2 separate regions of the Homo sapiens genome follow, and region 1 is linked to region 2. Evidence: chromatin loops called from intact Hi-C (ENCODE). Cell type or tissue: PC-9. All regions are shown on one strand.

What was found. A loop is a pair of places that touch in the nucleus more often than their neighbours do. Peaks named below come from ENCODE experiments on the same cell type or tissue, not always from the same donor. Only the 100,000 strongest peaks of a DNase experiment are listed, where the experiment ranks them.
Region 1: a loop joins it to region 2, with 10 times the contacts of the local background. A loop is called at or near these places in 56 of 110 quality-filtered maps.

Annotation. Positions count from the first base shown.
Region 1 is chr3:132,254,924-132,259,923 of GRCh38, reverse strand. No RefSeq gene overlaps it. Among named protein-coding and RNA genes, the nearest start is that of TRC-GCA9-1, 26 kb to the right of the region's middle. In PC-9, CTCF peaks have their summits at 2,515 and 2,719 (motif pointing left); DNase peaks (open chromatin) are centred at 2,763, 4,343 and 4,743; H3K27ac peaks cover 1,470 bases.
Region 2 is chr3:132,397,135-132,402,134 of GRCh38, reverse strand. It overlaps the pseudogene NIP7P2. Among named protein-coding and RNA genes, the nearest start is that of DNAJC13, 18 kb to the left of the region's middle. In PC-9, CTCF peaks have their summits at 2,440 and 2,640 (motif pointing right); no DNase peak of the experiment used is centred here.

The sequences.
Region 1 (5,000 bases), 140 kb after region 2:
TGGCTTTAAGTAAGGAGGGAGCAGATATATAAAAATCCTTATCCCTCTTTCTAATCTCTTATGTCCTGTGAGTGTCACCCATTGAGTAAACCCAAGTGGAAGTCAGCAGGAAAGTAGCTGGGATGATGCAGTCTTTACAGGTAAGCCTTTTGGAAGCACAGAACAATGGACAGAAGGGCAACTAATAGATCTACAGGGGTGCCCTGAAAGTGATCAGCAGAGAGACTTAGCTATTGATTTCAATCTCTCCCGTCCTCTCATTGGTATATTTAAGGTTATATATTTCCTTTTAAGTACTATTTTAGCTGCATTTCATAAATTATAAAATGAGGTAGTCCATTATTATTCATTGCCGAATATATTGTAAGTCCTATTAAGATTTCTTCTATAACCCATGAAGTATTTAGATGTATGTTTATTTCCATACATAAGCGGTTTTGTGTGTTTGGTATTTATTTCTAACTTAACCACATTGTGATCTGAGCTAGTGTGTCTGACACTAATTCCTGGGAAGTTTTTGAGACTTTATTTCCAGTCCAGTACATAACGATTCTCTCTGTGTTTGAAAAGATTGGGTGTTTTGGTTGTAGTATTCTGTGTATGTCAGTTAGTCCTCAATAGATCAAGCTTCTTATGATTTATTCAGATTTTCTATGTCTTTACTGATTTTTGTCTTGATCTGTCAATTACAGAGATAGGTGTATTGAAAACTGTCATTATGATATATTTTTTCATTTCTCTTGTTTTCTGTCAACCTTTGCTAATACATTTGAAAAATATTTTATTAGAAAGAATTTAGTCAGTATTTCTTCCTGGAGAATGCATCTCTTTAAAATATGTGCCGACCATCTTATCTTTTGTTTTTCTTTCTGTCTAAAAGTCTATCTTGATGGACAATAATGTAGCTCTACTAGCTTTATTTTGGTTAATATAATAGTGACATTTCTTTTCATCTTGGCTCTTTCATCTGGAATCACTTTTCTTCTGTAGGATGAACATTCATTACAAATTTCTTTAGTGAGAATCTGTTGGTCCATCTGTTAGGCATTTGAAAATGTCTTTACTTGTTCCTGTTTTTCAAAAATGTCTTTCTTTAACATGTAATTCTGAGTGAACATTTATTCCTCAAGGGAATTATTTTCCTCTTTACTCATTTCCAAGTTTTAAAGTGCAATTTTCCTTGCAATTTCTGGGAGTTTGGATAGGGGGATCACTGAGGGCTAAGTGTAGGTTGAACCATGGAAAATTGTTTTTCATAAGTCAAAAATAATCAAATATTGGCAATTTCTTATGGCTTAACCTTAATTGTCTACCCTTATGCTCAAATTGGATACCTTTGGGAAATCCTAGCTTTAGATAGAGGTGTTTGCTATAAGATCATCCATGTTGTTTGGGCTGTGGGTTTTGTCACCTGTCCTCCATATTCTATGAGGCCATGGAAACAGAAAATCAGTAACTTGACCAGGCAAATGACTTCAAGGTAAGAGCCAACTTTAATATTCAGTTTACTTCTTCTCGTTTTTATTTTGGCCTCTAACTATTCCTTGGTTTCTTGCAAGCTTATCAATATACTTAAAAGATATTTTGAATATTTTAGTGGCATCATTTAGTTTTCAGTGGGAGTGGTAATGGATGCAGTCTGCCATACTGCCAAAAAAAGAAGTGCTTCTCTTTGTCCTTTCTTCTCATACATTTTAAAATTGAGGTATATTCCACACAGCATAACATTCACTCATTTATTTATTTATTTATTTATTTATTTATTTATTTATTTATTTTGAGATGGAGTCTCGCTCTGTCACCCAGGCTGGAGTGCAGTGGTGCAATCTCGGCTCACTGCAACCTCTGCCTTCCGGGTCCAAGCGATTCTTCTGCCTCAGCCTCCCGAGTAGCTGGGACTACAGGTGCGCACCACCATGCCTGGCTAATTTTTGTTATTTTTAGTAGAGATGGGGGTTTCACTATGTTGGCCAGGCTGGTCTTGAACTCCTGACCTTGTAACCCACCTGCCTCAGCTTCCCAAAGTGCTGGGATTACAGGCGTGAGCCACCGCACCCAGCCACATTGACTGTTTTAAAGTATGCGATCCAGTGCTTTTTAGTGTATGCACAAAGTTACGTAAACATCACCATTATCTGAATGGAAAACAGTTTATCATCACCAGAAGAAACTGTACTTGTTAGCAATCACTCTCTATTTCCCCTTCCCCCAGTTCTTGGTAACCACTAGTTTACTTTCTGTTTTTATAGATTTGTCTATTCTGGACATTTAATATTAGTGGAACCACACAATACGTTGGTCTTTTGTCACTGGCTTCTTTTATTTAACATCATGTTTTCACAGTTCATCCGTGTTGTAGCATATATCATTAATCCATCCATTTTAATGGCTGGATAATATCCATTGTATGGAGACACCACATTTTGTGTATCCATTCCTCAGTTGATGGACATTTGGGTTTTTTCTACTTTTTGTCTTTTATGAATAATGTTGCTATGAACATTTGTAAACATGTTTTTATGCCAACCTATGTCTTCAATTCTCTTGGGTATGTACTTAGACATGGAATTGCTCACTCATCTGAGGTCATAAAAGGGTGTCTTAAGATAAATTTCTACATTCTAAAATTGGATTGCAAGGACTTGCTTGAGAGGTGATCTGTGGCCTTGATGACTTCAATCCCCCTGCCTTCCTTTCACCCACTTCAGCTTCCCCTCTTATCCCTGAATGTGCTGCTCCCTCTGCTGGGAACACTTTTCACATCCTCCTTTCACTTTACCAATTCCTGCTAATCTTTCAAGTCTCAGCTCATGTGTCATTGACACAAGGAAGTTTTCTTGACACCCCAGATGAGGTCAGGCACCTGCTTATGTGAATGATTTAGCATCCTCATTGTCTCTTTTTAGTTATTTTCTTTTACTATTAGTAATTTTACATTCGTAAGTGATTATTTGATTTTACATCTGTGTTCCTTGTTAGACTGTAAGATCCATAATGGCAGGGAAGATGCCTGTAGTTGTTCACCATTGTGTTTCTAGCACCCAGAACAGTCTTGGGAATTAGCAAGCTTTCAATAAGTATTTGATGAATAAATAGATGCAGTGAAAGCTGATTGTAAAGATGCTACATTAGTTTGCTAGAGCTGCAGTAACAAAGTGCCACACATTGGGTGGCTTAAATAACAGAAATTTATTGTCTTCACAATTCTGGAGGCTGGAAGTCCAAGATCAAGTTATCGACAGGTTTGGTTCCTTCTGAGAACTGTGAGGGAAGGATCTGTTCCGGAACTCTCTCCTTGGCTTGTAGATGGCCGTCTTCTCTTTTTCAATTCACATTGTCTTTCCTCTAAGCATGTCTCTGTATTCAAATTTTCCTTTTTTATGAGGAGGAGAGTCATATTGGTTTAGACCCCACCCTAATTATATTTTTACTTGATTTCCTCTGTAAAGGCCCTGTCTCCAAATAGTGTCACATTCTTAGGTACTGAAGGTTAGTACTTCTACACATGAATTTAGAGGGACACAATTCAACCCATAACAGATGGTTATAGACTACTGCCTTTAATGGCAACTGGAGTTTGAGGCTGAGAGGGATGGCAAGTTCATGACAGTGTGTGTTTCAAAGGAACAAGCGCCAAGAGGCACTTAGCTAGCAATTAGTAGATCCAGAATGCAAACTCTTTCACCTAAAACAGGTTTGCTTATTTCCATGTTTGGATCTTTACCTACTGTGGGATAATGCAACCCTTTGAACATACAGGATTTCAAACCATATAGGTCTAGGGAACTTTTCCCCATTTCTTACATAATCTATACGTAAAGGGTTTCATGGTAAAATATATTTAGGAAATGCTTCAGACACACTTGGCTTTCTTAGAGTGTTATAAGGCACATATACTAGAGACTCTGATAAATCTTGCAGTAAAGTGACTTCTTTAATCCAATATTTCTTGAATTTATTTATTTATTTTTACCAAGGAGTCCCCTCTCGGTGTTAACATGCTGTATCATTTGTCATTTATTATGTAATTTATTAACTTACTGAATCATTTGGTCAGATAGGTTTGGGAAATGCTAGGGTTTCTTCTGTGAGTGGGAGAGAGATGCTATCCCTGGTGACCACCTTTCCATCTTTCCTCTCCTTATAAGAGGGTAATTACCTCTCTATATCTCTCTCTTCCTGTTTACATGTCACATTTAGGTTTTGTATGAATATCAAAAGCCCTGGCTGTGGCTAATAGTTTTGGCTGCTGTCACAGAAGATGAGAAGGTGGCTGTGTTTACTGGTGTAAGTTTGTTTACACAGGAAATATGCAAAGAAACCCTCCCTCATTCCACTGCTCTTAGAAACACTGCAAGCCAAACATAAGATCTTTTCTGGGTCTCTAAGTGCCTCAGCGATGATTTGAGCAGTAGTCATGCATCTGTTGCAAGCTTTTCTTTGTTAAGATCCCAATTTTAAGAGAATCAACAGTATAAAATATCACACTTGAGTGGGAAGCTGATTTTAAAATGGCAGATGAGATAATAAGATCAGATTGATGTTAATTCCCTTACTGCGAATCCCACAGACTTTTGTGAGAATGGAGACCAGACTTATTCTAAGGCATCTGCTTCTTCCCACGTTCCTCCCACTTGAGACTGAGGAGGCAAATTGCTTGGGGAAACCCCTAGTCACGCAGCTGTAGCCTCTCTAGAGATGGATAAAGCAGCATGTAGGTGAATGGTATTAGGAAGCAAGTGAGTCACTGCATTTTGGCATCATAACTCACCACTGTCTGTGGCACAGCAGCAATAGCCATTTTCCTTAAGCAACATCTGGACGTGACTGCATGAAGTTACCCATGGGATAACAAGAAGGCTGAGGAAAGAACATGAATTCCCTGACCTTCATCCCAGGAGCTCAGTTTGTCTTTGTTTTAGCTCCAGAAGTACAGCTCTAATTAAAACCTCCATCAAGGAGGTGAGGCCTGGTCTAAAGGACCCCAGGAAGGCCACATT
Region 2 (5,000 bases):
ACAAATGAATGGTGTAATACTTGTTTCATATGGAAGACATGTTTGCTTTCCTACTGAGAATATGTGTATTTTCCCATCCTTTATTTATTTATTTAAATTTTTTTGAAACGGAGTATTCTGTTTCATCACAAACACAAAGATCTGAAACCCCATTTTTGAGCCATCTCTGTATATAATAAGAATCCAGCCTGCATCTGTCAGTGATAGAGAGTACAGTAAACTAAGATGTCCCTGAAGAGGCCATAGTGTTGACAAAATTCAACATGATGGTGGAGTCTACACAAACACAGGAAACAAAACTCGGCCCTTCCACACAGCTGTCCTTGCAATGACTTCGTTTTAAGTCAACGTCTCTTCATGCTGTGCATATTCCCCAATGTCTGCTTGATGAAGTACCACAATCGCCATGGGGTCTACTTTTCTGCAGTCTTGTGTAGATTTTGCTGCCACCCCAAAACCCAAAGGGATGTCTGCCATGGAGTACACCACCACTCCCCTGGTACTGAGAACTATTTTCGGTGATTCGACCCAGACTATATTTCAACACATGGTTTCCATAGAGGAAGGACTGCTCTGCACCACGCTTTATCCACACTTTATACTCGGCATAAGGTGCAAGGTAATTCAGGGCTGTGACGTGAACCGAAACTTGTGGGTCTTAGTGACTTTTCCGAAGCAGGTCCCCAGTGACACCAGCTTGTCCCCGGAGATATTGGCATCCAGCTTCACAATCTTCTCACTCACATAGTCCACCCGGTCGTTGTGCAGCCAGAAACAGTAGGTGCGGTCAGGCCGGTCCAGCAGCAGCTGAAGATTCTCCCTGATGTACTTCACAATCTTCTCAAACATGACATGGGTCTCCTCTTCAGTCAAAGGCCGCATTTTCCTGCTGGGTTGGAACACCAGATCCTCGTGTCTCAGTCTTATTTATTTATTTTTAAGAGATGGAATTTCTCCCTGTTGTCCAAGCTGGAGTATAGTAGTGTGATCATAGCCTACTGCACCCTCGAACTCCTGGACTCAAGTGATCCTCCTGCCTCAGGCTCTCGAGTAGCTGGGACTACAGGCACACACCCATACTTTTAATCAATGTGTATTATATTTGAATTGTGTTTCTTGTAAATAGCATAGAGTTGAGTCACGGTTTTTAAAAATCCATTTTGACAATTTCTTTTTTAAAAAAAAATCTCACTTTTTTGAGGTCCGACATATAAAAGAAGTTTTTACATATAACTTGTATATATAAAATGTATACTGCTTGATGAGCTTAGGGAAAATTCCTATTTTTAAATTAGTATGTTTGGATCATTTACATTCATGTTATGATTGATATGTATGGATTTAGATTAATGGTACTACAAAATTTGGCTGCTGTTATTTACTTTTCAGAGTCTTCAAATACTTGTTCTTGCCTTCTGTCCAGGGTTTGTAATTATATTCAGTGTGAGAAAAGGTGTGAAGCATGCTTACTCCTTCTTACGTGAAACTGGAACTCTGGGGATAATTATTGTTAGAGCTCCCCTTAAATCTAGGGATCAGAGTCCAAGTTTTTTAATCTTACATGAACATTTTTTTTTATCAAATCACAATCTCAAATTTGCTTTTAAAAGCTATTTTCCTCCAGCAATTAAAACAGTGCTCTCCAAAACTCCCAGGATGGGCTGCTCAGAAAACTCTTCCCAGTACACTGCTATGGTTTCAGGAGTTCCCCATAGTTCGGAGTTGCTTGAGGTGAGCATTCATGATGTTGTAGACTTTTCTAACCAGACCAAACCAAATCACTAGATGGCTAGTGTCACCAAATTATTGTATCTATTTATTTTTTTTCAACCAATGTTTTTAAAGCATTTATTATGGGTCAGGCTCTGTTCTAAGTATTGGGGATGTAGTAGTGAACAAGAAAAGGCCCTTGCTCTAGTGGGTGAGGGGGAAGAGATAAAGACAATAAATATATAGAAATATGACTGAATCAGACAGTTTAAGTTAGTGCTAAGTGATATGAAGAAATAAAATCAGGGTAATGGGCTAGAAAGTAATGGGGATGAGAAGGACAGAGTAGCCGCTTTACTCACTTGGTCAGAGAAAGCCTCTCTAGAAGGTGACATTTGAGTTGAGGCCTGAATCTTGATAATAAAAGAATCTGGTGAAGAAATGGGTGGCAGAAGGTTTCAGGAAAAGAGAAATAAAATTGCAAAGACTTGAACTACTTTTTGTTCTACCTTTCCTTCTGCATTTCTGACCACAGAATTTAAATCTGCATGAGGAAAAGTGTTTTTTTCCCCCAACAGCTGGGAACCTTAATTGAAACTCGAAGTGTGTAAACTAAACATACGAACCTCAAACCATGTAAGCTACCCCAGAATTAGACTGATATAACTCACTCCCCAATATTTTTTTCTTCAGATCAGTGATACCCAAATTCTGGCCCAATATTAAGGGAATTTGGACAGAGTTTTAGCTAGGTATAATGTTTTGAAGGAGGGAGTCAGATCATCAGATTGTTGATAAGAAATCCAGATGCACTATTCCATTCTTTCACAGAAGACACCAAAACATATTATTTGCATTTAAATCACATTTTTAAACTGCCATGAAAGCAAGCATGCAAAGACCACCTGTGGACTGTAGATGGCAGACTATACCCACAAACTAGTGGTTGAACCCTCTGAGCAACCTCAGAAACATTTGGGAAAGACTATGGGCCCCAGCTTCTTGTGTCACAATGATTATACCATGCAAAAGATCTATAACAAGGATATTTACAAATGTTGGAACAGTGGGAAGGTTCTGTATACTGATACCACTGAAGTTACCCCCTCATGGTAACGAGACATTTGAGAGGCCCTGCTCTGAGAAATACTGTTTTAGTGACTAAAACATCCCAGACTCAGCCCTATAGGATGAAAGCTAACATGTAAGTAGTACTTACAGATACTGACAATTGTCTGTGATTAAGACTGTTGAGAGAAAGCGGGTGGAGTGGGGGGTCTTTGGAGTTCTTAGTACTTTCTAGATTGAAAAACAGTATCTGGTGCACTCAAGCAGTATAGTAAGAAAAGGCGGTAAAACTTCCAAAAATGGCATCTTTATAAATTGCATGATTTTGTGACATCAGCCATTTGCTAGCCTAGGGATTCTGTTTGGTTTGGTCTTAGAAAAGTCTACTGCATGATTCTATTTTTATGACTGCCTCGAAAAGACAAAATTATAAAGATGGAGAACAGATTAGTGGTTGTCAGGAGTTATGGGCAGGGGGAGGTGGTGACCAAAAAGAAATAGCACAAGGGATATTTTGGGGGGTGATGGAACTGTTTTACATCCTGATTATGGTGGTAGATAACAGGAATCTACACGTGTTAAAATTTAGAGAATGTACACTCATACACACACACAAATTTACTCAAAATAAAATTAAAGAGTAATATAAAAGAGATTTTCCTAGTAATAATGACTTTTCCCTTCAAAAAGCCATTGAAGAAAAGCAAGAGGTTGAAGAAAAAATGCTCATGAAGAAAAGGAGCCCAAATTCTCCACTCCCTCAATCACAGTTACCAAATTTTGCTCAGGTCTCTGCCTTATTCCATCAAAAATATAGCTATTGAGTGAGTCTAAGATAAAAGTCTTCCATAGATACATCATTGAATAATATACACTTATGCTTTAAAGAGTAAATGATAGTTGTTCAGCTATGAATTAGTATTCACTTGTATCATATACAGCTGGGACCATGAACTAGGTCTTTCACAAAATGAAAAAATTTTAATTGTAATTCGTCAAAAAATTAAATTAACAAGTTAATTTAATAATAAGCAGTTTAATTAATGGACACATAATGAATATTTAGACCTGTATTCCACCAACCCATTTATCTAACTTTAATCTGTAATTAAATTTCACTAAAATTCATTAAAATTCAAAAGACATGCTCTTTTTAAGCTTCTAGTAGTACATTTTGTATTAAGGTGGTAAAACTAACCAATAAAACAATTTTGAGTTATATATTCCGATCTTATAGCAGTATACTATATTTCCTAAAACTTAAAGATTCACTTTTATTTGTTTCATTTCTTAAAATGGTATGTTCTCTTGCCAATGTGAAGCTCAAGGCAGATTTATTTCTCTTTACCTAAATGCATTCAGGGAGTTTTTAAAACAAATGCAACTTGTCTTGTTCAGAATGAATTAAATTCAGTGTTGGGAATAAGGAACCGGTTTTAGAATCCAGACCAATCACAGAATGGTGGCGTGATCCAGTGGGTCCCTTAGTCTGTTTTCCAACAGCCTATCTCCCAAATGAAAATGTGGGATGTGATTAGCGACATGTGTTTCCTCTCTACTCACAGGAGTTCATAACAAGGTGAATTATACTAATTATAATACTAACTACCACTGCACTAGGTTATTTATATATGTCATCTAACTGGATTGTCACAGACCCTTATGAAATAGATGTTGTAAGTAGATCTGTTAACTACCAGAAATTTGAAATTTTGAAGTTTAATTCCAGCTCTGAATCCTGGATGTCATGACCTTGCAAAGCTCAGGATCCTTACTTCTACTCTGCTCCAAACAAGTCTTCCTTGCTAGAAATGCCTTCACTGTGTCATCTGCTGACCTCTCTGATGATGTCAGCTGTTGGGTCTTAGTTCTTTAAGCTCCTCAGTTGCTACCATTACCCTGTAGACTTTTAATGGTCTAATAGTTGTTCCATCCAAGATGTTATTATTGCTTGAATTCACCTCCAATCACTTTATTTTCACTCCAATTGTGTCCAGAATTGGTGGGTTCTTGGTCTCGCTGACTTCAAGAATGAAGCTGTGGACCCTGTGAGTGTTACAGTTCTTAAAGATAGGGTGTCCGGAGTCTGTTCCTTCAGATGTTCAGATGTGTCCAGAGTTTCTTCCTTCTGATGGGTTTGTGGTCTCGCTGGCTTCAGGAGTGAAGCTGCAGACCTTCACAGTGAGTGTTACAGCTCATAACGGTAGTGTGGACCCAAGAAG